2 separate regions of the Homo sapiens genome follow, and region 2 is linked to region 1. A link is a loop called in an ENCODE intact Hi-C map of the cell type or tissue named here. Cell type or tissue: CD14-positive monocyte. All regions are shown on one strand. Links, peaks and the distances in the headings refer to the core of each region. The heading gives the core; the rest is flanking DNA.

Region 1 (15,667 bases), core at 7,668-15,667:
AGACTTCAAGCCACCCCTGTCCAGGACATGGATCCCCAGGGATGGGCTTGGGGGACCAGATGCCCCAACTCCTCCTAGAACTTCACTCTCATTCAGTCAAAGTTTGAGAGGGAGTAAGGGGTGGGTAATGGGCTGGGAGAGATTTCTGGAAGCTGAGAAAGGGGCGGGTCTGACCCCCCAACTTTGCCCCGCTCTCATTGGCCCTCGCCCCCTTTCCCCGCCCCAATTGTCTCGGTGTCTGGGTCCTGGCCCTGGGAGGAGGGGACAGTGGGGATAGGAGTGGGGAGGGGGCTCAGGCTGAAAGCAGAGAGAGACCCAGCTCCAGGAACACGAAGGCAAGGACAGTAGCCTTCAGTCTCGACCCCAGAGCTTGGCACCCCAGAACCTGGGCTCCCCAAAGCAAGACCAGGGCCCCCACATTGTGCGCCAAAGTGCGGGGTGGAGAATGCCCACAGCCCAAGGGCCCCCAGGCTGAAGGCAGGAGACTGGGGCTGCTGGAGAAGTTGCCCAGGCTGAGGGGCCGTGCCTGGCAGGGACATGGGGCTGCTGCTGCTGCTGCTCCCAGGCTGGGGTAAGAGGCTGAGCCATGGGGGCCATAGGGAAAGCCAGGGCAGAGGGACGGGGAAGAAAAAGAGGCAGGCATAGGGGTGGGAGAGTTGCGGGGCAAGGTTGGGGAAGCAGAGGGATGGAGGTGGCCGGAGTGGAGATGGAGAAACCCTGAGGACAGCAGAGGAGAGGGGTGAGCAGGAGGGGCAGGCAGGGCTGCGGGAGAGCTGTGGGGGGTGCTCTAGGAGCCCAGGCTTTGGGGCACAGTGGCTAGAAGGGGACCTGGGGGCCACGTGAGGCAAGTGGCTGAGCAGACTGCGGGGCATGCAGAGGCAGGGCCCCAGAGGCTTACCCACAGATGTCCCTGAGCCAACCAAGGCTGGCTGAGCCCCCTGCCCATGTGCCCCTCGGAGGCTCTGTCTGCCCGCCTATCCACCCCATCTGCTGGGGGTCCTGGCTCAGCCTTACAGGCTGAGTTATTGTATTTATGGGGGTGTGTGGGAAGGGAGGCTGTGGGTTCACAGCTCTGCTCATGCATTTCTGGGCCTGTGCTGTTAGTGTCTGTGGCCCTGTGCTTATGTATTTGTGACTTTGAGTCTGTAGGGACATCTATGTGTGACCTGTGTTTGGGGCCTCCTTGAGTGTGCATCTGGGATGGAATCTGTCTGTGTCTAGAAGACCTGGTGGCCAGTGAGGTTGTGATTTTTAATCCAAGTGTGTGTGTGTCCGTGAATGAGTGTGTGTGAGTGTAAGTGTGTTCCTTCCCTATTCAGAGGCCAGGGTCCTGGTGGCGGGAGGGGGAAGGGGGAGAGCCAGGAGTCCTGGGAAGCTGACCCTGCAGGCAGACAGGCAGATGGGCCGGTGGGGGAGGGAGGGGGCGATCCCATTGTCCCCTGGGGAGCACAATGCTCACGCCTCAGCCCCTGACCTCACCATTGTGCCCACCCCGCCCCCTCCCCGTTGCCAGGGCCCAGCTGAAAGAGGCCATCAATCACAGCCGGCCCGCCAGGCCCACACCGCACCCGCCAGCCGGACAGTGGCCCGCCCTGCTCCTCAGATGGCCAGGCCCTGCCCTCTCTTCCCTGTTCCTCCTTTGCTGACCCAAAGTCTCCCTAAAGTCAAGTCCTGTCCCTTGCCCCTCGCCAAGGCTGGGAGGGAATCAAAGCCATGGGGGAGGTGGTGGACAAAGGGTGGGCCTCAGGGGGCCGCCGTGTTCAGGCTGTGCTGGCTGTCCCTACAGGCTGTGCTGCAGGCTCCGAGCTGGCCTTCGTGCAGGAGCTGGGGGACACAGTGGCTGTGTGGGAGCACCCACTGGTGCTGCCCTGCCAGGTGGAGGGTGAGCCGCCTGTGTCCATTTCCTGGCAGCGGGATAGGCTGGCCTTAGCCAATGAGAGTGGTGTCACCCTGATGCCAGATGGCTCCCTGCACCTGGCCGCCCTGCCTTCCCGCCGGAGCCTCCCTTCCCGTGCCCACGAGTACCACTGCGTGGCCCAGAACCGCTACGGGCGGCTGGTGAGCCGACAGGCCCGGGTACAGCTGGCAAGTAAGTGACAGGGCTGCTCCTGGGATTGGGGGATGAGAGTTGGTGGGGCACCCACAGAAGGCACCCATGGGGCCCAGACTCGCTGAGAGTGGGCCTGAGCAGGGCCAGCCCAGCCATTAGACACAGTGTACACACTGGTAGAGCCTCTGATTCTTTTAGGGGCCCACAAAAATGTTTTAACTTCTTCAAAACCAGAAGAAAAAAATGAATACAATAATAAATATGTAAAAATGAGTCCAGACTGGATTATACTTGTCTATATTCCAATGCCATTGTAAACTATGATTTAAAATTTTTGTAATGGAGGAAGGCAAAGTGCTTATAGCCCACAGAAGTCCTAGACATGAGGCTGCAGGGCTCTATACTGAAGAGGATGTGGCAGATGTGGGCACAGAGGTGGGGCCCAGCCCTGGGACTTGGTTGTGGGGGGATAGCCCAGGGCCAGCTCTGCAGGTGCCCAAGTGGCCCCCCCATCCTCTAGGTCTGTCCCGCTTCCACCAACATCCAGAATCCATTGAGGTGGAGCGGGGTGGAGTTGCTCGCTTCCAGTGCCTGATCCAGGGGGTGCCTGAGCCATCCATTTCCTGGGAGCACAATGGCACAGCCCTGAATACTGCCAACCACCGGTGAGCACCTGCCAGGAGTGCAATGGGACGGTGGGCTGTGGGCCAGGGCACAGGCCATGGAGCCCTGACCTCTGCATCCTCAGGGTCACACTGCTGCCTAGTGGCATCCTCCACATCACCAGTGTGAGCCAGACTGACATGGGAACCTACCGCTGCGTGGCATGGAATGTGGCCAGTACCCGCCACAGCCAGGATGCCCAGCTGACCCTGAGTGGTAAGCCAGGCCCAGTGTGGGCACTGGGCAGAGGGGAGGGTATGGTTGCTGTGGTTGTACATGGGACAGGCAGGCATTTTGAGCACCTATGACTGTGCCAGGTGTGGGAGGGCAGCAGGCTTGAGCCATCCCTGGCTTCCTGGAGCTCACAACCTGAGAGAGAAGGTGGTGCTGCGGGAACCCAGGGTTGGGCTGTGGGCAAGGATTGTCAGGGGCTTCTGGAGTAAGCTACCCCAAGCCGGGTGTTGAAGGGTGAGTGGAGAGAGGCAAGCCAAGGTCAGGAGGTAAGGGCGGGGGCATTTCCTTGGACAAATGCACAAGGGTGAGGACAACAAAGTTCACACAGGCAGTTCTGTGTTGCTGGACCACAGAATGGGCAGAATTCAGGGTAGCAAAGTTAATGTTGGCGAGTAGGCAAGGCACATACCATGAAAGGAGTTTGGACTTGATCCAGAGGGTAGTGGGAGCTCTGGAGGGTCTAGCGTTGGGGCTGAGTCAGCCTGTGTTTTGAACACGTGGCCCCCATACACATGGCGTGTAGATGTGCATGTGTTCGTGTATGTGTCTGTGCTTGCATGTACATGTGCATGTGTGCATGGACACTTGCACGTCTCCTTCTTGGGGTGAGGATGAAAATAGCTTTGTACCTGAGATGAAACACCCAGGATGACCCCACTTGCAGGCCAAATGGGGTGGGAGAGTTTTGTGCCCAAAGTGAAGGCCACAGCAGAGCCTATGAGGAGCTGGTGCCTAGCAGGAGAGGCAGGTTAGACCCTGCCTAAACCAGAGATGCCGCAGGTGTTTGTGAGGGAAAGTCATGCCTGAATCAGCCACTAGGGGGCTCCAGGGTATAAATAAGCAAGTGTACCACGGGACACCACTGCTGCACCTGGGCGAACTTTCAAAACATCTCTGACAAAATCTCACCGAAGGCTATATCTATTTTTTTGTTTTTAGACGGGGTCTCGCTCTGTCGCCAGGCTGGAGTGCGGTGGCGCCATCTCGGCTCACTGCAACCTCCGCCTCCCGGGTTCAAGCGATTCTCTTGCCTCAGCCTCCCGCGTAGCTGGGACTACAGGCGCCCGCCACCGCACCCGGCTAATTTTTGTATTTTTAGTAGAGATGGGGTTTCACCATGTTGGCTAGGATGGTCTCCATCTTTCGACCTCGTGATCTGCCCGCCTCAGCCTCCCAAAGTGCTGAGATTACAGGCGTGAGCCACTGCGCCCGGCCGGTATATAATTTTTAAACTTAAGACTGGCAGGGGAAGGGGGAACGGTTGTGTTTCTGATCTGTAACTGACTTAGAAACTCAAAGCGAGGGTGGGGGTCAGCGGCTCCTCTGCAGGAGCAGAGGAGCCCAATGAGGTCCCTCTGGCCTGTGGTGTTCCGTTCCTATCCACAGTCTGGGGCAGGAGGGCAGGGCAGGAGGCTATGTCTCTCAAGGCTATCGAGCAGACATAGGATTCTGCTGCCCGCGGAGCAGGGAGACGAATGGCCAGAGAGCGACAGGAGGTTAGCAGGAGGAGCAGGCGCCTGTTGGGGGCAGAGGACCAATCAGAAACCGAAGGCTCAAGGGTTGCCTAAAGGAGCTGGTGTCAAGAGTAGTCTTCCCCAGGGGCAGGAGCTGGGGACCAAGGCCCCAAGCCATTCACCCCTAATGCACTCAACTGCACACACCTGGACAGGCACTTACCCTGGGCGTGCACCAGGGTGAGACAGAATTTCCCAGACTTCAAGGAGCTCACAGCGGCTAAAGAGGGGATCCTCTTTGTCAGCTGTTCAGTGCTACCAAGATCCAGGAAGTCCCCCAGTTCTGCCAGTGCCTCTGTCATTGGGCAAGTTACTTAACCTCTCTGATCCTTGATCTTCTCATGTAAATGGGGGAAATAACAGTACTCCGCACACAGGCTGTGGTGAGGGCAAAATGGGACAATCTGTGGGGCTCGCAGCCAATGTCTGGCATGGGGAAGGGGTCGGCCCGGGTGGCCCAGCCTCCCCTCACTGAACTGTCTGGCCAGGCAGGACACAGCCTCTTTGAATGAGGCCAGGAGATTCCAGGGCAGCCCACAGCCTGTACTGCAGCTTGCAAGAGGCAAATGGAGAAGGGCTGGGCCCAAAGTAGGCCTTCAATCTATAGTTGCTGAATAAGTGAATGAACAAAACACAATCCTACACCTTGAGGGATAAAGATGTGTAAGACTTTAGACCAGCCCTTGAGAAACTTTCATTTTAGAAACATTTTATCTGAGACATTCTTAATAAAGGGCATTTATGAAAGGAAAGACACGTTAAGTTCTCACATGATACAAGGTGGTAAAGAAAATGAGGATGATGGCCTATGGGAAGGCAGAGCTCTGTTTCACACGATGTTGTTCACAACTGTGCTCCCAGTGTGAGGGTGCTGCCTGGCACATGGGAGCCCCCAGTGATGACCTGTTGAATAAACTAATGAAACGGGGGAGCATGGCATAAAATGAAGATGTGATTTAGACCCAAAACAAGAGTTACTTTGGGAAAACACATCCTTCCTAAGCAGCTAAGCAGGCTGAGGTCTTAGGAGGCTGGTCATGCTTTCTGAGGGAGCGCCTCCTACTAACTTTGTGGGTGCCTCTACCTGCCCCTCAGGGTGAGGCGCCCAGGGAAGGTGGGGCCACCCACAGGGTTTGTAGGAGGAGAATGCTCTCTCCTCTCTCTCCGCACCCCCAGTCTACCAGACCTTCAGCCTGATAGCTACTTCCATGGGACTTTGGGCAGGTCATTTTTAAAATCTGTAAATTGGGGATGGAATAGCAGCTGCAAAGCACACCTCTGAGGTCTGGTGACATTTGTGGGCTGGAAGAGTGTGCTTGGAGTAGAAGTTGAGTATTGGAAGGAGGTTCTCCTTTCCTGATCCAATTTGCTTGTTTCCACCACACAGTGGGACCCCTGAGGCTGCTGCAGGAGCCAGAGATCCTGTCTGGGCCTCAGAACCTGACCCTCACAGTGCACCAGACGGCAGTGCTGGAGTGCATTGCCACCAGTCACCCTTGGCCGCTTGTCTCCTGGAGCCGCCTGGGTGCGCAGCCGCCCCCCACCCCCTTGCTGTCTCTCAGAGCCCTGTTCCCTCGTCCTATCCCAGCCTGACCCCCCAACGCCTTCTTGCAGATGGCCGCTCCATCGGCGTAGAGGGCATCCAAGTTCTGGACATTCTGGACACAGGGAATCTCATGATCTCCGACGTCTCAGTCCAGCACTCAGGTGTCTATGTCTGCGCCGCCAATCGGCCAGGCACCCATGTCCGGCGCACAGCGCAGGGCGTCCTGCTCGTGCAGGGTGAGCCCCAAGGGCCCAACTGGGTGGGGAGAGTGCTGGAGCACCCCAGCTCCCTGACAGGAGCCTGGATCTGGAGAGGGTCCAGGGCAGGAGGCAAGAGGCTGGGTCTCACGGCACCTTCCTCCATGCTATTGCCTGCCCAGCTCCCCGAGTTTGTCCAGTGGCCACAGTCCTTGTCCAAGCCTCCGGGCAGCAGTGCCATCTTCACCTGCGTGGCCCAGGGCGTCCCTGAGTCCCGTCTGGTCTGGCTGAAGAATGGGAAGGTGTTGAGTCCTGGGAATAACATCAGGCTGACTCACAACAATAGGTACTCGTGTCTCACCACTCCCCACTGCCCACTGGCAATGGTAGGTCCCCCTACCCACCCTGGGCGTCCACCCCCACCTACATGCAACACTCACTACCTAAATCTCAAAAATCCACACCCATCCACAAACCCCCAGCAAGTTACCTTCTACTTCCAGCAATTCCCCCCTCCCCCAGGAGGCTCTGCCCTGACTGCTCCATTACAGGTAATGTCCCCACACAGCCTCCTCCTCTAGGGCCACTCCACTAAGTCTTGGTGGGAAAGGGCTCCCAGTAGCTGAGTTTGTCTTTCTCTAGTACGCTGATGCTGGCAGGGGTTTCAGTTGAGGATGAGGCCATCTATCAATGCGTGGCAGAGAACAGCACGGGCTCCAACCAGGCCAGTGCCCGCCTGGTTGTGACAGGGGGCCCAGAGCCACCCCGTCCCCAGGGGCCTGCATGCCATGGCTCTCTCTACTTCTGCCATTCGAGTGTCCTGGGAGCCACCCCCCCCTCCAGCAGGGACATCATTGGCTACGTGCTGCACCTCCGGCCTGTGGGAGGTGGGTGTGGGTGGGTGGAGAGGGCTTTGACCTCAGAGCAGGGCCAGGGGCCAGGAGTCCCTGGCACCAGCCCATCTCTGCTCCTGACTGCTGATGTCCTGGGTGAGTCCCTCTCACTCTCTGAGCCCCAGTCTCCTCCATGACCCCAGACCCTTCTGGATTCTTCCCAGGCCTCTGGGCCTGTGGTTCTCTGGGCTGGCTGCCTCTGTACATGGTCTTTTGGTGCTTCCTTACTGCTTTTCAGCTTGACTCTAGGCCCTTTCCTCATCCTCATCCTCATCCTTTCTCAGCTTAGCTCCAACTTCTGTAGCTCCCTTCCCTGCTCTCCTTGGAGGCTTGGCTGGCCCAGCCAGGCACCAAGAGGGGCTTCGTCCCCAGTTTGTGAAGGTGTGGGGACGTGGCTAGTGAGAAGATGCTGCTTTGCTCCTCAGAGCCATCTGGCCCGGAGCTCCAAGAGGCCATAAGCAAAGGCACTTCTGAGCACGTCTTCTCCAACCTGGAGCCTGCCACAGCCTACACCATCCATTTGCGGGCCTACTCAGCAGAGGGTGCCAGTCAGGACTCTGCTCCCATCTTTGCCTCCACCATGGGCAGCAGTGAGTGACAGCCTCTCCAGCCCTGGGAAGTCCCTGGCCTCAGGTGGGCAGGGACTGCCAACTAGTTTGCTTGTTTTCCTCTGCAGCCCCTGCTGCCCTGGGCTTCTCCACCAAAGTGCTGAATGCCACCTCTGTGCAGGCCTCCTGGGAGCTGCCACCCCAGCTGGGGCCCATCCAAGGCTTCAAACTTTCACCGCAAGCTGCCTGCTGCCCATTTTCAGGGGCCTCTGCTCCTGGCCAGCAGTGTCAGCTCCTTCCTCTACACAGACCTGGGTGAGGCTCTGAACCTTCCTGTGCCACTCAAGGCCTGCCTTTCTCAGTGTGATCTTGCCCCAGGTACTGAGCTTCCTGGCCCAGAAATGCCCGTCCCCTTCACATTCCCCTGCTCCCGGCAGAACCGGCTGCTCTCTATGACATCAAGCTGCAGGCGTTCAATGGCAATGGGGATGGAAATAGCAGTGCCCGCTGTGTCTCATTGTGTGATGTGCCCCTGGCCACTCCTGGTAAGTGGGGTCTGGTAGGAGGGTAGTAGGGCTGGGGTCAGAGCAGGCCCCTCTGATAGGACCCATGGCTGCCAGTCTTCAGGAAGAGGGCTGGGCTTCACCTCCAACCCTGGTCCTCTCTCTGACAGATGGCACAGTGTCCACAGAGTCCAAGACTGGGTGCTCTTGCAGCCAGGGTGAGAGCAGCCCACTGCCTGGGGTTGTGGTGGGCATCCACGTGGGCCTGGCTGCCCTCATCATTTGCCTCCTCTGCCTCTTCCTGGGCTGGAGACATAGCTAAGGGCCAGGTAAGGGCTAATGTGGGAAATCTGCCAGGGAGACAGTCTGCATCACTGTGGCACAGGGCCAAAGAGAGCAAAAAAGCCCCAATCTACAACCAATCAATTTTACCAATGAGGAGACTCAGGCAGAGAGAGGAAGCCAATTCTTTTCAGAGCTGTGTGGTACCAGGGGCAGGAGAAGGCCTGCCATGAGCCGGGAAGAGAGAACTGGGGCTCCCAAAGCAAAGAACAAGGGCAGCAGAAATGAGCTAGAGCCAGTTCCCTGCCATCCAGCAGCATGAAGAGGGGTCCACCCTCTCCATCTCTGGGGAGCATGGAGCAGGAGGAGGGGTTGGGAGCCATGCGAGGCAGAGGGAGGCACCAGACAGACCACACTGCTGACCCTTCCTACCCGGGCAGCCTCCTCTGCAAACAGGAGTCCCAGGAATGCTGGGCAGTGCCTCGGACTGCCTCGGACAGAACTGGGGGCCATCAAGGCCAGACTCAGAGTGGAGGGAAGCTGGGGGAGAAGACTGAACTCACCACCCAGGTGAGGCGGATTCAGTGATGGGGAATGAGTGGGGGAAACTGGAGTGTTTGAGGCCTTGGTCCAGAGGCCTGACCTCCTTCACCCTCAGGTGACTGTGGAACAGCTGGCCTTGGCCTAGGGCCCTCCAAGTTGGCTCCCTCCGAGATGCCACTAACTCCAGATACACCAAAGAATCTACCTCACCTGTCCCTGTCACCCCAGAGTCAGGAAAGAACCAAAAGTCCCTCAGCTCCTCTCCGGGGAGGGGCAGGACTGGCCATAGTGGGAGAGAAGAGGGTGTGGTTTCTCTGTTCCTCCCAGACCTCAAGAAATGGGAGAATCTGCATCCCTTCCCCCAACACACCAAATAACCTCAAACTAAACCAAGCCCAGCTGGGAGTTACCCCCAACCCAGTTACTCCTGCCTCATAACCCCATCCAGTATATTCACCTCTTCTTGATCCAAATATGAACCTGCCCAAAGACACCTAGCTTTAAGGGTTCCCCACAAAATGGCGGCAGGGGAAGAGGCTCTGTCATCACCTCCATCTCACAACCTGAAGCCCTCCAGTCTAAAATCTGTCTCTGTCTCCTCGTGCCCAAGCTGAGCTCTGCCCAGGGACAGGCGACCTGCATTCCTTGTGGTCCGAGTGAGCAGGTGGGCAAAGGGGGTGCAGAGTTTCTTGCCCCCCTTCTCCCTACAACATGACTCTTAAATATCTGAGCTCATATGAGCTTCTCTGAGCAACCAAATACCCATTTCCCCCTTCCCAGATCCAAAGCACTGGCTCCTCCGCAGGGGGTCCTCCTTACCCATTTGATTTTTATTTTTGAAAGAGATTAGTTTGAGTCAGGGTTTTGGCAGTCTTGAATCGCCTGTAGAATGAGCACAGAGGCTGGGGAGCACTCCCCATCTCCCCTCCCTCAACTCTTGGGGTCTGAAGAGCACCTCTTTCCCACTTCTCCCTCTACCAGCCTATTGGCATCCAGAGCACCACAGTCCCTCCTTATCCAGCTCTGCCATGCTCTAAAGCCAAAGCCCCAGCCACTTCCTCAATCACTCTCTCTCCAAGGCTGCCCAGTATTGTGCCAAAAAGGGAAGGGTCTTGGGGGAAGGAAAGCCCATGGCTTAGAGGACCCCAAAACTGTCTCCTGTGCTCTTATAGAGTAATGCTAGTACCAATGACAAGACTCCAGAAAGGCTGGGCTCTGGCCCTCCACAATAGTGCCCTCTGCACAAGGCACAGCAGCAGCTGTAACTAAAAAACGTGGCTGAGGAGCAAGAGGGCTAAGAATAGCCCCAAACATCAAGTCCTTGAGGAAATGACATCCTCTTCTCTGGTTGGGCCTGGTCTAACTGCTTTGTTGGAAATAAATAACCAAAACGGAAAAAATAAATTAGGATCTGGTTAATGCTTTGGGCTGAAAGGAAAACTTGGGGGAGGGGAGTGATGAGATGGTGAGAAAGTGTAGTTCCAGATCTTTCAGGGGATGCTGCATTCAGATTGTTAAAGAACTATATTCGGTAGTTTACTAGAAAACAGCAATGTGAACCCCTGCTGGTAAATAAGGCAACCGTCTAGAGGAACAAGCATGTTACAAAAGATTATTTATTTTCTTTTATAGAGATGGGGTCTCACTACATTGCCCAGGCTGATCTCCTGGCTCAAGTGATCCTCCCACCTTAGCCTCCTGAGTAGCTATAGGCATGCAGCACTGTGCCTGGCTAAAGGATTCTGTCACTAGAGACCAGAGCAGTGTGGTGGGAAGGGCCAAGCACTGCTAGGGGACACCTTTCCCTAGGAGAGAATGGAGACCCAGCCCCCTCCCCATGATACCATTAGACCTAAAGTCATCAGATAACTAAAGTGGGGTTGGTGGCTTCCAGAATACTGGCTCCAGCTAGAGCTGGAGGGGAACAAGAACACAGAAGTAGGTCAGGGCTTTAAACAATCATCACAATCAAAGAGAAGGATACAAACCAAAGGTACTCAGTCCGTGGCTGGACTGACTAGGGAAGACAGCCATAGCTCATCTCCCAATTACCCTGAAAATTCTCCCGCCAAACTGCCACCCCCAGCCCCATAACTAAAGCACAAGCCACAGGAAAGTTTTAGAAACCATTCCTTTCTTTATTAAACATAGCTTGCAAGTGATAAATATTACAAAGTTTTTTTTTCTTTTAATCCTTTCTCCAAAAATTAGCTTATTATTTGAATCTGTCACTGCTGAAATGCTCAGCAGCATCTGAAACAGATGGGAGTGTATTTGCCTTTTTGAAAACCAGTTTCTATTGGTCTTAGTTTTTTCATTTTATTTCCCAAACACAATGCAGAAAATCAGAATGAGTTAAAAAAGAAATAAAGGAAACTTAAAGAGAGTTGTGCAAAAGGGTCTTGTTCCCCTCCCACCCACCCTATTCAGGGAAGGCCATTCCCCATCCCACCTCCCTGCTCCCCACCCCCCAACCCCAATCTATCCTTTCACCTTCACCAGGGCTTCACCCATCACCCTGTACCCTCTCCAGGCTTTATCAGCCCAGAACCTAAAGAAGAGAGTAGGAGTACTCAGCCCAGGCTGTGGGGAAATTGGGCCCCTGAAGGAGACAGACTGTGAAACAGCTGCCTTTAGCGGGGTTCAGATGAAATCTGAGGAAAGGAGACAAAATGTGGGCTGTGTCTGCGCTCTCCTATTTTATCACCAAGATGGGGGAAAAGTTACACATCCTGTAGCTCACAAAGGGAGTAAATAACTAAAGCACCAACCTGGGGCATTCAATTGTCAACCACCCTTAAGGGCTCTGTGGTTGGCTGTGAGATGGGGCTTGAGGCCTAGTCCCCGCCCTCAGATGACTAGAGGCATAAAGGCAAAGATGTCACTGGTCTGATGCCCTGGACATGACTCTGCTGCCTCTCCCAAATCAAGGGTAACCATAGAGGACTGGCAGTTCTCCAAGAGCATTGTCATACACATAACCACTTCAACGCGAGTCACTTTCAGTTCCTCCCTGGTTTCTGGGCCCAACACTTTCCTCACCTCAAGTTGTTTTTTGGTTTTGGCAGGTGAGAAGTATAGAATTTTAAACTTGGTGGCCAGATGATCCCCCTCTTCACTTCACAGATAAGAAAATTGATACTCAGAAAATTAACTCTACCAAAGATCATATAGCAAGTTAGTAGGAGACCCCAGGTCTCCAGATTGTAGCCCCCTCAACCCCTTTTGTGTTGGTGGTTCTTTTTACTCTACAAAGTCCTGGACCAGGAGGTCTTGGCTTTCACAGGAGCTCAGCCTCACCTCGGTTCACGCAGCCTAAGGCTGTGCAGATGGATGTGGCTCTCACTAGGTGAAATTTCCTCAGGATGACTTATTAAAATCCTTTCTATCATCCCCTGACAATCCACCCTCAAAGGCCCATAAGACTAGGTTCTTTCTTTTTTGAGGAGGTGGGGTGGGGGAAATCCCTTGCATAAGAAAGCTTGACACTGAATTTTGTTATATAGGTATATTGTATATATGCTGATGCAATCAGAGGAAAAAAACAGTGCAAATACAATTACAATTCATAATAATACTTGGTTTCGATGCCCCCGGGAACTGCCCCATTCCTCGGCTACCTCCCAGCCCCCAGCACTTCCCCACAGTATCAACCTAATGCTGGGGGATAGGGAGGGTGGGCAGGTTAGGGTAGGGAGTGGGCTCTGCCAAGGCAGTGCTGGTGACCCGGAGGGACTACTCCAGGGTGGGGAGGCAAGGCACAAATTAGGGGTGGGTGGTGGGGGAGGTGGCATCTCTAAGGAGGGATGGGGTTGGAGCAGCTGCCAGTCTCAGTGTGCTGGGCCCGGCCCACTCCCCTACCCACCCTCCACAGCCCTGCCTCCCTACCCCCTCCCCTTCCCCAGAAACCCTTTTGCACGGATCATACACAAACGGGCACATTACAAAATGACATAACACAGTTTCACAATATCCATGGCTAGGGCTTTTTTTTCTCTTTTTCAGGTTTTTTTTTTTTTCTACACAATGTACAATTCCTTTTAAATGGATCAAGAAATAGCTTATATACATGAACGAGTCCTTGTTATAACATCTCGGCAGCAAATATCATAAGCTAATGAAGGTCTTGATGGAAAGGATGGGAGCCTAGGACGGGGGTGGGGGTAGGGGGTGTGGAGAGAAGGGTTATGCCTTCTGGAGGAGTGGGGAGAAAAGGGAATGATTAGGGAAAAGGAACAAAAGTAAAATATCAAGAAGCATCTTTACAAAGCAGTTCTATAGCTAATTCCTTTTAAAGGGGAAAGGAAAGGTAACCAAAGCAGGAAAACATTTATCTCTGTGTCTTAAAAAAAAATTGTCTACCATACATATATCCAAAAATGTGGGAAAAATACTTATTCCAGGGAGAGAGGGAGTTCAGATGCTGTGGTCAAATTATAAAATAAAATCGACAAATAAGAACCTCTGTCCCCTAGTTTTACTCAAGCCTTACCGCTATTCCACCCATTTCAGGCTTCCAGGGAGTAAGACACCAACCTTAAAATACTGCTTTTAGTGCCTCTGGGGATGGAGGAAGCCAGGCAGAACTGGTGGGATCCTCACTCTACTAATAATGCTCCAAACAGAGGGTCTTTCCTCCTGTCCTTAGGGCATGAGGTTTAGTGTCTACACGGCCCAGAGCCTGGAGATGGATAGTAACAAGTAGACTTGGAGGGACACAAGGCAATCAGTGATGAAAAAAAAGAGACGGAGAATTGAGGAAGACAGAAGGATGAGGAAGGAGGAGGGAAGGGAGGAGGTGGAAGGTTAACACTTTACCATGATTAGGGAGACCTCACCTCCATCACTAATCCCTGGGAAGAGTATGAAAATGGGGAGAAGAAAGGGTAAGAAATCAAACCTCAGCGGTTGAACAAAGGGTCACCGAGCTATACTAGTCAAGAAGCAGCTTCTATGTAACTGACCCTGAGGGGATAAAAACAGGGAAGATTCCACCATCTCCCCTGTGACCTCAGCACCTAAGCAGGCACTCGACTATAGGCTTTCCTTCTCCATGATTCCCCAACTCTATACATCTTACTTCCAAACCCCATTCTAAGGTGGCCTGGCTCCCAGGGAAAGGACTCAGCTCAGGGCAGGGCAGGGACAGCCCCCAGCCAGACGGTATTGCACATTCTCTGTTCCTTACTTTTAATCTCAACTGACAAACTTGGGCATCTCGTACCTCTGAGCACCTCTGAGCTTGGGGAGAGGGAGACGTAACAGAAATGGCACTTCATCATGAGGGAGGGAGGAAGAGGCTAGACAGACATGCCACAAGGCAAGATGACTTGTGGGGAAAACATTTTTAAAAAAAGCTTCCAATTTTGTGGAAGAGAGAAAAGCAAAACCAAACAATTTATCCAGTGCTTTCAAAGCACAGAGGGCAAAGAAAAGATGTAAGAATATATCTTTATATATATATATATAATTTTAAAATAATCCCAGACCCAGTTCCATTAACCCCCCTCCCTCTCCCACCACTTACAGTCAGGGGTACCACATTCCCCGGAAAAATACTCAAAAAACCCAATCACTACCTGTTACTAGCATCTAGCTTCCAGATCATTTCACCACTGGGGGAGCCCAGACACTGGCTGCATCTCTGCTCCTTTAAGTGCTCAATGAATTTGGGGTAAGGGAGGAAAGAAAAAAGCCAGGAAGGCCCGTAGGGCCAGTATAGTCACCCACAGTGGCACTGGGGTGTGGGGAGTAGAGGCCAGAGTAGGGGAACTGAGCCTGATTTTAGCTCTTTCTCCCACCCCACCTCCAAATTTTATGGGGAAGGTGTGCAGTTCATGTGTGTGTTAATTTTAAAAGTGCCTTCTTTAAAAAATTACTTAATTTTAAAAAATAAAAGTGGGGAAACTTCCTCAGGTGACTTTCAAGGGCAAAATATTAAACTTCTCCTCATTCTTCTCTGCTGAGAACATTCCCCCCAGTGCACTCTGGCAGCTTCTGGAGCCAGAGAGGCAGGTGGGTGTACACTATGAGAAGAGCAGAAACCCGTACCTTTAAGGGGCTTCCCTTACTTCAAAAACAGCCTGGTCCACTCCGTCTTCCCACAGTGTGGGCAAATGGGATGCTAATCTCCCCAGTCCCCAGAACAGCAACATTGCACAATTCAATTCATTCTCTACATTAGTAGCGCTTAAAAAAAAAAAAAAAAAAAAGGCAAAATTAATATCATTCTGGGGGCGGGCGGGGGGCAGTGGGAAGCAACTATTTGTACAGCAGAGGTCCTAAGCTGGTTTTGCCATGAGCTGTTTGGCTTTGAGCAGTTGGTTCTGCAGCTGGTGCAGCAGAGTAAGGACAGGACTCCAACCTGATTGTGTACCCCCAGCCTCTCATCTCCTGGCACTCAGAGGGTGAAAGAATAGGCAAATATGCGAATCTCAACTGTTGGAAGAGAAATCCTTTCTTTCGTCTAAGTCTATTTCCTCCTGTTGTCACTTGACTCATTTATGTCCACCCAACTTGTGGGACACCCAGCAAACAGCCTTGGAACAGCCGTTCCTCTGTATTATAGATGGGGCTATGGTTAGAGGGGATAGATTAGAATTTTTAAAAGCAGGGTGGGGTGAGGGAGAATTTTACAAAGAATACAAGATGAAATAATTTTGGGCTGGTTGGCCTGGAATAGACTTCCGTGTTC
Region 2 (8,000 bases), core at 1-8,000, 49 kb after region 1:
GCTTAAACTGTGGATCTGTTCCTCCAGAGTAGCTTTACATATGCTTCCGCTGGTTACCCCAAGGGTATTATACAGGGTCCTGAATAATTTTTTTATATTCATTTCCCAGTTTGGGGATCTCAGACCAAGCTGGTGATAATAATTTAAACCCACACAAATAAGCCCATACTTAATTATTTTTCCTTTTTAGGACAGAGTCTCACTCTGTTGCCCAGGCTGCAATGCAGTGGCACAAACTTGGCTCACTGCAGCCTTCACCTCCCGGGTTCAAGTGATCCTCCTGCCTCAGCCTCCTGAGTAGCTGGGATTACAGGCATCCGCCACCATACCCAGCTAATTTTTGTATTTTCAGTAGAGACCAGGTATCACTATGTTGGCGAGGGTGGTCTCGAACTCCTGACCTCAAGTGATCCGCCCACATCAGCCTCCCAAAATGCTGGGATTACAGGTGTGAGCCACTGCGCTCAGCCTAATAAGCCCATACTTAATTTTTAAAAAATTGTTTGTTGGCCAGGTGCGGTGGCTCACACCTGTAATCCCAGCACTTTGGGAGGCCTACGCAGGCGGATTGCTTGAGGTGAAGGAGTTTGAGACCAGCCTGGCCAACATAGTGAAACTTCGTCTCTACTAAATAAACAAAAATTAGCCAGGCGTGGTGGTGTGCGCCTATAATCTCAGCTACTCAGGAGGCTGCGGCAGGAGAATCGCTTGAACCTAGGAGGCGGAGGTTGCAGTGAGCCGGGAACGCGCCACTACACTACAGCCTGGGTGACAGAGCAAGACTCCACCTCAAAAAAAAAAAAGTTTTTTTTTGTTTTATTGTGGTAAAAACACTTAACACAAGATCTACCCTCTTAACAAATTTTCAAGTGTACAATACATTAATGTTGACTATAGGTACAGTGTTGTATGGCAGATCTCTAGAGCTTTTTCCCGTTTGACATTAATTTTACATACATTGTTTAGCAACTCCCCAATTTCTCCTCCCCCTCAGCCTTTGGCAACCACCATTTGACTCTGTCAACCTATGAATCTGACTAGATACCTCACATAAGTAGACTCACATAGTTATTTATCTTTCTGTGACTGTATTATTTCCCTTAGCATAATGTCCTCAAGCTTCATCCATGTTGTCACTCTTTGGGATCCTGATTTTATTTTGGATAAATATCTAGAAGCATGATTGCTAGACCATCTGGTAGTTCTATATTTAATATGTCAAGGAACCTCCATACTGTTTTCCATAGTGGCCGCTTGTACCATTTTGCATTCCCACCAACAGTGTGCAAGGGTTCCAATTTCTTCACTCCCTTGCCACTTAAAAAAAATAGCCATCTTGACATTGACAGGTGTGAAGTGATGATATTTCATTGTGGTTTTGATGTGTACTTCTCTGATGATTAGCAATGTTGAGCAATTTTTCATATACTTGGCCACTTTTATGTCTTCTTTGGAGAATGTCTATTCAGGTCCTTTGTCCATTTTTTTTTTAATCTTACAGTGAATTATATTGAATTCAAAGGTAGTATTCCTATTTGAGAAATAAAAAACTAAAATCAAGTTGTACAAGCAATCATCATGAGATAAATCAGTAAAGAGGCCTGCTCAGATCATACCAGAGCAGACACCAGTTTCTACCCCAGCCCGCATGAAGATGTTTTTATTCAACACAAACAGTAACAGAGGGTAACACAATGGCCACAGAATGAGAACATAAGTGCACTTGAATTTTTTGTGAGTTCTGGCTAGGCTCTAACAAGCCTAGCATTCTTTTCTTACCAGGTGAACAGAAATCATCTGCTAAAGCCAGAAACTTTAAAGCTCTTAATCCAGCTGGAAATAACTATAATTGAGGGCCTTTTTACTAGCTACTTGCTTCCCAATTTAGGGTTGCCTAGCAGGGTTAATTTCAACATAACGAAAGGTGTTAACTGGCTGGCCGCATCATTCACTGGTGACAGGGGCAAGTTTAATGAGTTTTGTGCTCAGATCGCTGGGCCTCCTGGCTGCTCTTGTCCATCTCTGCACTTTGGTCCTAAGCATTCTGAGACTCAGTCAGTTGAGGGTGAAAGGGACCTACCAGCCAGTTGAGGGGCATGTTGTTAACAAGAAATCCATCAAGTCATCTAAAGATTCCTTCATTTTCTGCAGCTGCCCCTTGCTAGAAGTGGAGGCTGTCAGACACTTCCTCAAAGGAGGCAGCATTGCAGAACACTGAGTAGATGTCGCCTGCCATCACCCTCATATGCTTGGCCTGACCTTGGATGTTCTGTGGTCATCATGGATGTTGGACAGAAGGCCGTGGCATGTGGTCTGGAGCTGCTAAGTCAGGTTGCAGGCAATAGCAAGAGTACGTGACTCGATGTGCTCTGCACAGTGGGACTCATCAGTATCATCGTATCCAATATTCCTTTTCCACTCCACCCATGAGAGCTAGAGCTTATCCTGAGCATCCTGAATTTTCTGATTGGCACTATGCACACTCTTCCTGGCAAATTCAATCAAGTGAACAGAAGAACGGAGCTGAGAAATGGTCTCTTGGCTTTTTTGCTTAGCTTCTTTAACCCTGCTGAGAGCCTGCTCATACGAAGTGAAGCTTGGTAGACAGGGAGTGAAGCTTGGTAGACAGGGATCCCAGTCTAACATAACAACTTGGCTTCTGAACCATATCATATCCTTCAACTTTTTTTGCTTCTTTTTCTAGTTCTTCCCCAGTGAGAGGGAGGTACTGTCCTACCAAGAGCTCTGATTTGGTGAGCGCATGTTCCAAGCCACTGCTCATGAGCTGCATTATCTGACTTCCTAAGCTTGTGTTAATGCTGCCACTGACACAGACTTGGGTCTTCTCCACAGTGCCAGTCACTACCCCTTTGGTCTTGTCCATCAACCCTGTGATGAATCCTTGGCCCCAGTCACAGTAGTCGTCACAGCATCTTTTGCCCCAGTCACAGCACCTTTGGCATTGGCAACAACCTGAGTTGATGGCTGATTCAGAATAGGCAGTCTCTCCTCAATCCTGTCTAGCCCCTTACAGACACGGATATTGGCAACTGCAATTTGCAGCTCTAGCTTCTGGATGATGGGCAGAGCACACTGGTCATGGCCACCGAGGTGATGGTCTTCACACCCTTCCCTGCCATCTCACACACAGACTTCAAGTAGGACACTGGTCCTTTGTACTGACATGGGCTGAGGACATGGGGTCATATGTGGAGCTCATCAAGGGCAGGTTGACCACCCGAGTCATCACACTCAGTTGTGGATCAACTGCAACAGATGCCATTTTTCTTCCTGGAGAAATAAATCAACGGACGGCAGTGAAGCGCCTATTTTTTAATATACATATATTTTTTGCTACTGAGTTGTATGAGTTCCTTACATATGTTGGAGATTAACCCCTTATCAAATATATGGTTCACAAACATTTCCTCACATTTTGTAGATTGCCTTTCCATTCTGCTGTTTGCTGTGCAGAAGCTTTTTAGGTTGATGCAGTTCCACTTGCTTTTGTTGCCTGTGTTTTTGATGTCATATCCACGAAATCATTGCCAAGACCAATGTCATAATGCTTTTTCCCTGTTTTCTTCTTATGAGTTTTATAGTTTCAGGTCTTATGTTTAACTCTTTAATCCATTTTGGGTTGATTTTTGTGTACAGTACAAGATAATTTCATTATTTTGCTGTGGATATCCACTTTTCCCAACAACATTTGTTGGAGGGACTATCCTTGCCCTATTGATCCTTTCCTTATTGTATATTCTTGAGTCCAAACATAAATTTTCAGGAGACATTCCCATCTACCCCCAGCCAGAGCCCAAGCTGAGACACAGAAGTTTCCTTGTTTCCTCAAACTAGTAGATGGAATTTTCTGTGGTCCCTTCCTTTCTCTTGAGTATGAACCTTCAAGGCTCCCTGCTTTATATAGAGATTTGCATTTCTAACTCTGTTCCATACAGGCCTAAGGCTCATGGACATTAAAACGAAGCCTTTAGGCCAGGCACGGTGGCTCACACCTGTAATCCCAGCACTTTGGGAGGCTGAAACGGGCGGATCGTGAGGTCAGGAGATCGAGACCGTCCTGGCTAACATGGTAAAACCCCGTCTCTACTAAAAATACAAAAAAATTAGCTGGGCTTGGTGGTGGGCACCTGTAGTCCCAGCTACTCGGGAGGCTGAGAGAGGAGAATGGTGTGAACCCGGGAGGTGGAGCTTGCAGTGAGCCGAGATCTTGCCACTGCACTCCAGCCTGGGCGACAGAGCAAGACTCCGTCTCAAAAAACAAACAAACAAACAAACAAAAACCAAGCCTTTCAGTAACTGAGACTAGGCAAAGCACCCAGAAATACCACAGCATTAAGTAACATGCATACTGCTCATTTTCAGTTCCTCTTTCATTTGCAGTCCCTGAGAATTTTCCTTAATTCTTTCAGGCTCAACTAGCTATACATTTTTAAAAGTTTGTTTAAAAATTAAAAAATAGTTGTTACATTTCATCCAGCATTACTAGGTGTTTTGTAATGAAATAGCAGAAGTGTTTTAGGTTATATAGTCTATTATACTGCCATTATAAAATATGCTGGTCTGGAAATTTAACATTTATTTTCATAAGAACTAGTTCAGTTCATATAAACAAAATAACTCCACAGACGACTAATTGCAAAAGGAAAAACACATCTTAACAATGGAACAATCTTGCTGTTACCTTACCGTAGGGATCAAACTTTTCACTGCAGGCATTGAGACAATTAACATGGAAACAATCTGACAAATCTACAATGTGGAACATATTTCAAATCAATGAGCACGGTCTCTTCAAAAAAGTTGATATAAAAAAAAAGAGGTGGTGATACAGACTGTTCTAGGTTAAGAGAGACTTACAGACATAATCAAATATAATGTATAATCTTTGATTGAATCTTGGTTTAAACACAGCTACAAAAGATACTATGGGGAACTGGGTAAATTTTCAAATGGACTAAGTATTAAATAATATTAGGGAATTATTATTAATCTTGTTGGTTATAATGGTATTGTGGTTGAATAGGAGATTGTCCGTATTTTTTTGAAACGTAACTGTAGCATTAGCTTTCTTTTTGTTTTTTTTTTTTGTTGTTGTTGTTTTTGAGACAGAGTCTTGCTCTGTTGCCCAGACTGGAGTGCAAGATCTCAGCTCACTGTAACTTCTGCCTCCTGGGCTCAAGTGATTCTCTCACCTCAGCCTCCCGAGTAGCTGGGATTACAGACAGGTGTCCCCACGCCCGGCTAATTTTTGTATTTTTAGTAGAGACAGGGTTTTCCTATGTTGGCCAGGCAGGTCTCAAACTCCTGACCTCTAGTGATCCACCCACCTTCCCCCTCCCAAAGTGCTGGGATTACGGGCGTGAGCCCAGCCTACTATTAGTTTTCTATGGCTGCTATAATAAATTACCACAAATTTAGTGGCTTAAACACAATACAAATTGTATTACCTTTCATTCAGAAAGTCATTAAGTCTAAAATGGGTCTAATTAGGCTAAATTCAAGGTATGAGTATGGCTCCTACTTATTTTATATATTTTTTTTTTACACAGGGTCTGGCTCTGTCACCTGGGCTGGAGTACAGTGGCATGATCTCGGCTCACTGCAACCTCTGCCTCCTGCAGCTCAAGCGATTCTCCCACCTCAGCCTCTGGGACTGGGAGTAGCTGGGACTACAGGTGCGCATCACCACGCCCAGCTAATTTTTGTATTTTTTGTAAAGATGGGTTTTTGCCATGTTGCCCAGGCTGGTCTCGAACTCCTGGCCTCAACTGATTCATCCGCCTTGGCCTCCCAAAGTGCTGGGATTACAGGCATGAGTCACCGTGCCCAGTCAGCTCCTACATTTCTTCTGGAGTCTCTAGAGGAAAATCCATTGTCCTGCTGTTCCCTGCTACAGACAATCTACTCTGCTGGGTTCATGGCCACTTTCCTCATCTTCAAGTATCAGGCCTACTCCTCTGACTGCCAACTCTTTGACACTCTTCTGCCTCCTTTAGGACCCTTATGATTATATTGGCCCACCTGGATAATCTAGAATAATTTCCACATTTTAAGGTCAACTGATTAGCAACCTTAATTCCATCTGCCATCTTAATTCTCTGTTGCCATGAAACGGAACATATTCACAGGTTATGGGGGCTGGAGTATAGACATCTTGGGAGAAGGGGCATTATTTTGCCTACCACAGCAATCTTAAGTATTTAGAGGTGAAAGTCTAAAACTTACTTTGAAGTGGTTTAGAAAAAATGTTTATGCTATATATCAACAGCATATTGGTATGTGCCAAGCAAATATGGCAAAATATTCACTGCTGAACAAGATGGTAGTTACACAGCTGTTGCTCGTACTACTCTATTTTTCTATATGCTTAAATATTTTCAATTTAAAATTTAAAAACTAAAAACATTTAAAACTTTAAGATTAAAAAAATTAAAACAAATAAGCTGAACACAATGGATTCCTTTTTCTAAAAATGTCTACTGAGCACGGTAGCACACACCTGTAATCCCAGCACTTTGGGAAACTGAGGTGGAAGGATCACTTGAGGCCAAGAGTTCAAGATCTGGGCAACATAGCGAGACCCCCATCTCTAATAAATAAACCAACTAACCAAAAAAAAGAAAGAAAGAAAAAAGAATGCCTTTAACTTGACCACTCAGAACTGGAAAGTAATGTGGCAGAACATGGACAGTCCATGACATTTAATTGAGCAGTATGAAATGCAAGTAGCCTAGCCCTCCAGATACTATGGATATGGTTACTTGTTGGCTTGTAAGGGATTAAATTCCTTTTTGCATGCAGATGATAGGGTTTCATCTGAAGACTGAAATGATTATGTTAATCATCACAGCCCTATTTGCCTTGGGGAAAAAACATATCAGATAAGAAACCTGGACTACTATGTCTTCCTTTTGTATGTAAAAAGGAATAAACAGTATGCTTTATAATTCCTTATAAAGCATAACTTAAATATACATATGCATATGCATATATATATATATATATATAAATTGGCCGGGCGCAGTGGCTCACACCAGCAATGCCCAGCACTTTAGGAGGCCAAGGCAGGCGGATCACCTGAGGTCAGGAGTTTGAGACCAGCCTGGCCAACATAGTGAAACCCTGTCTCCACCAAAAATACAAAATTTAGCTGGGTGTGGTGGTGCGCACTTGGAGTCCCAGCTACTCGGGAGGCTGAGGCAGGAAAATCGCTTGAACCCGGGAGGCGGAGGTTGCAGTGAGCCAAGATCGCGCCACTGCACTCTAGCCTGGGCGACAGAGGGAGACTCTCAAATGTGTGTGTGTGTAATTATAACTTGCCTTTGATATAGTGTCCCTTCATAGAAAACGGATGCCCTTTTCTACTGTAGGCACTAATTAAATTAGTGGCACCTGATAAACTTTTCACATTGATAAAATATGTAAAACTTAGTCACTATATTCACTATAGTCCCCTTATCAAGTTAGAAAGTGGGAGGTAAAAAAGGAGAGAGAGATGTCTCTGGAATGGTCCTGGAACATGAGTCCTTAAGATATTTATAATCAAGAAGCGCTGAAATCATCATCCATTCTTACATGTGAAGAAGAGCTCCTTTGTAGTTTGCCTTCTGCCACAGGAGACATCAATCAGCCAGAGGTCCAAGACCTGTTTACCCCTACGTAATGTTTTTTAAAACTCTGAATTAGATAATCCAACAAGACCTTCTTTCTGAAGGCTGGAAGCAATAAGAACTTCCATCTCATTGAAGAGGTCAAGTGAAGATTCTTTTGAAATCATTCAGTTTTGAAGCACCTACCTAGTATTGTAAGAAATACAAATAATTTGACAGTGAATTCAAGGATAATATAGTAACTGGAGAAATCTGGAGATGCAATTGCTCTCAAATAGAGAAGAGGCCCAGTAACAAGAATGTTAAAATGTGGCTGACTTCAAGAATAGGATCAAGGTCTCAAACTAGATAGTTCTGAATTCTTCCCCC

What was found. Peaks named below come from ENCODE experiments on the same cell type or tissue, not always from the same donor. Only the 100,000 strongest peaks of a DNase experiment are listed, where the experiment ranks them.
Region 2: a loop joins it to region 1, with 3 times the contacts of the local background. A loop is called at or near these places in 2 of 110 quality-filtered maps.

The regions. Positions count from the first base shown.
Region 1 is chr1:153,793,635-153,809,301 of GRCh38, forward strand. It overlaps GATAD2B (GATA zinc finger domain containing 2B), which reads right to left. Exons shown (of 11, transcript NM_020699.4): 11 at 11,091-15,667. It overlaps LOC124904425 (a long non-coding RNA gene), which reads left to right and starts at 7,887. Exons shown (of 4, transcript XR_007066633.1): 1 at 7,887-7,960; 2 at 8,083-8,190; 3 at 8,319-9,000; 4 at 9,089-9,453. LOC124904426 (a long non-coding RNA gene) reads left to right here. Exons shown (of 3, transcript XR_007066634.1): 3 at 1,514-1,560. It also overlaps the pseudogene LOC343052. RefSeq lists an enhancer at 1-144. In CD14-positive monocyte, for the core only: no CTCF peak of the experiment used is centred there; DNase peaks (open chromatin) are centred at 10,027, 11,907 and 12,887; H3K4me3 peaks cover 1,392 bases; H3K27ac peaks cover 4,137 bases.
Region 2 is chr1:153,850,130-153,858,129 of GRCh38, forward strand. All of the region lies in intron 1 of GATAD2B (GATA zinc finger domain containing 2B), which reads right to left. It also overlaps the pseudogene LOC645965. Among named protein-coding and RNA genes, the nearest start is that of GATAD2B, 69 kb to the right of the region's middle. In CD14-positive monocyte, for the core only: no CTCF peak of the experiment used is centred there; a DNase peak (open chromatin) is centred at 4,362; H3K4me3 peaks cover 439 bases; H3K27ac peaks cover 3,062 bases.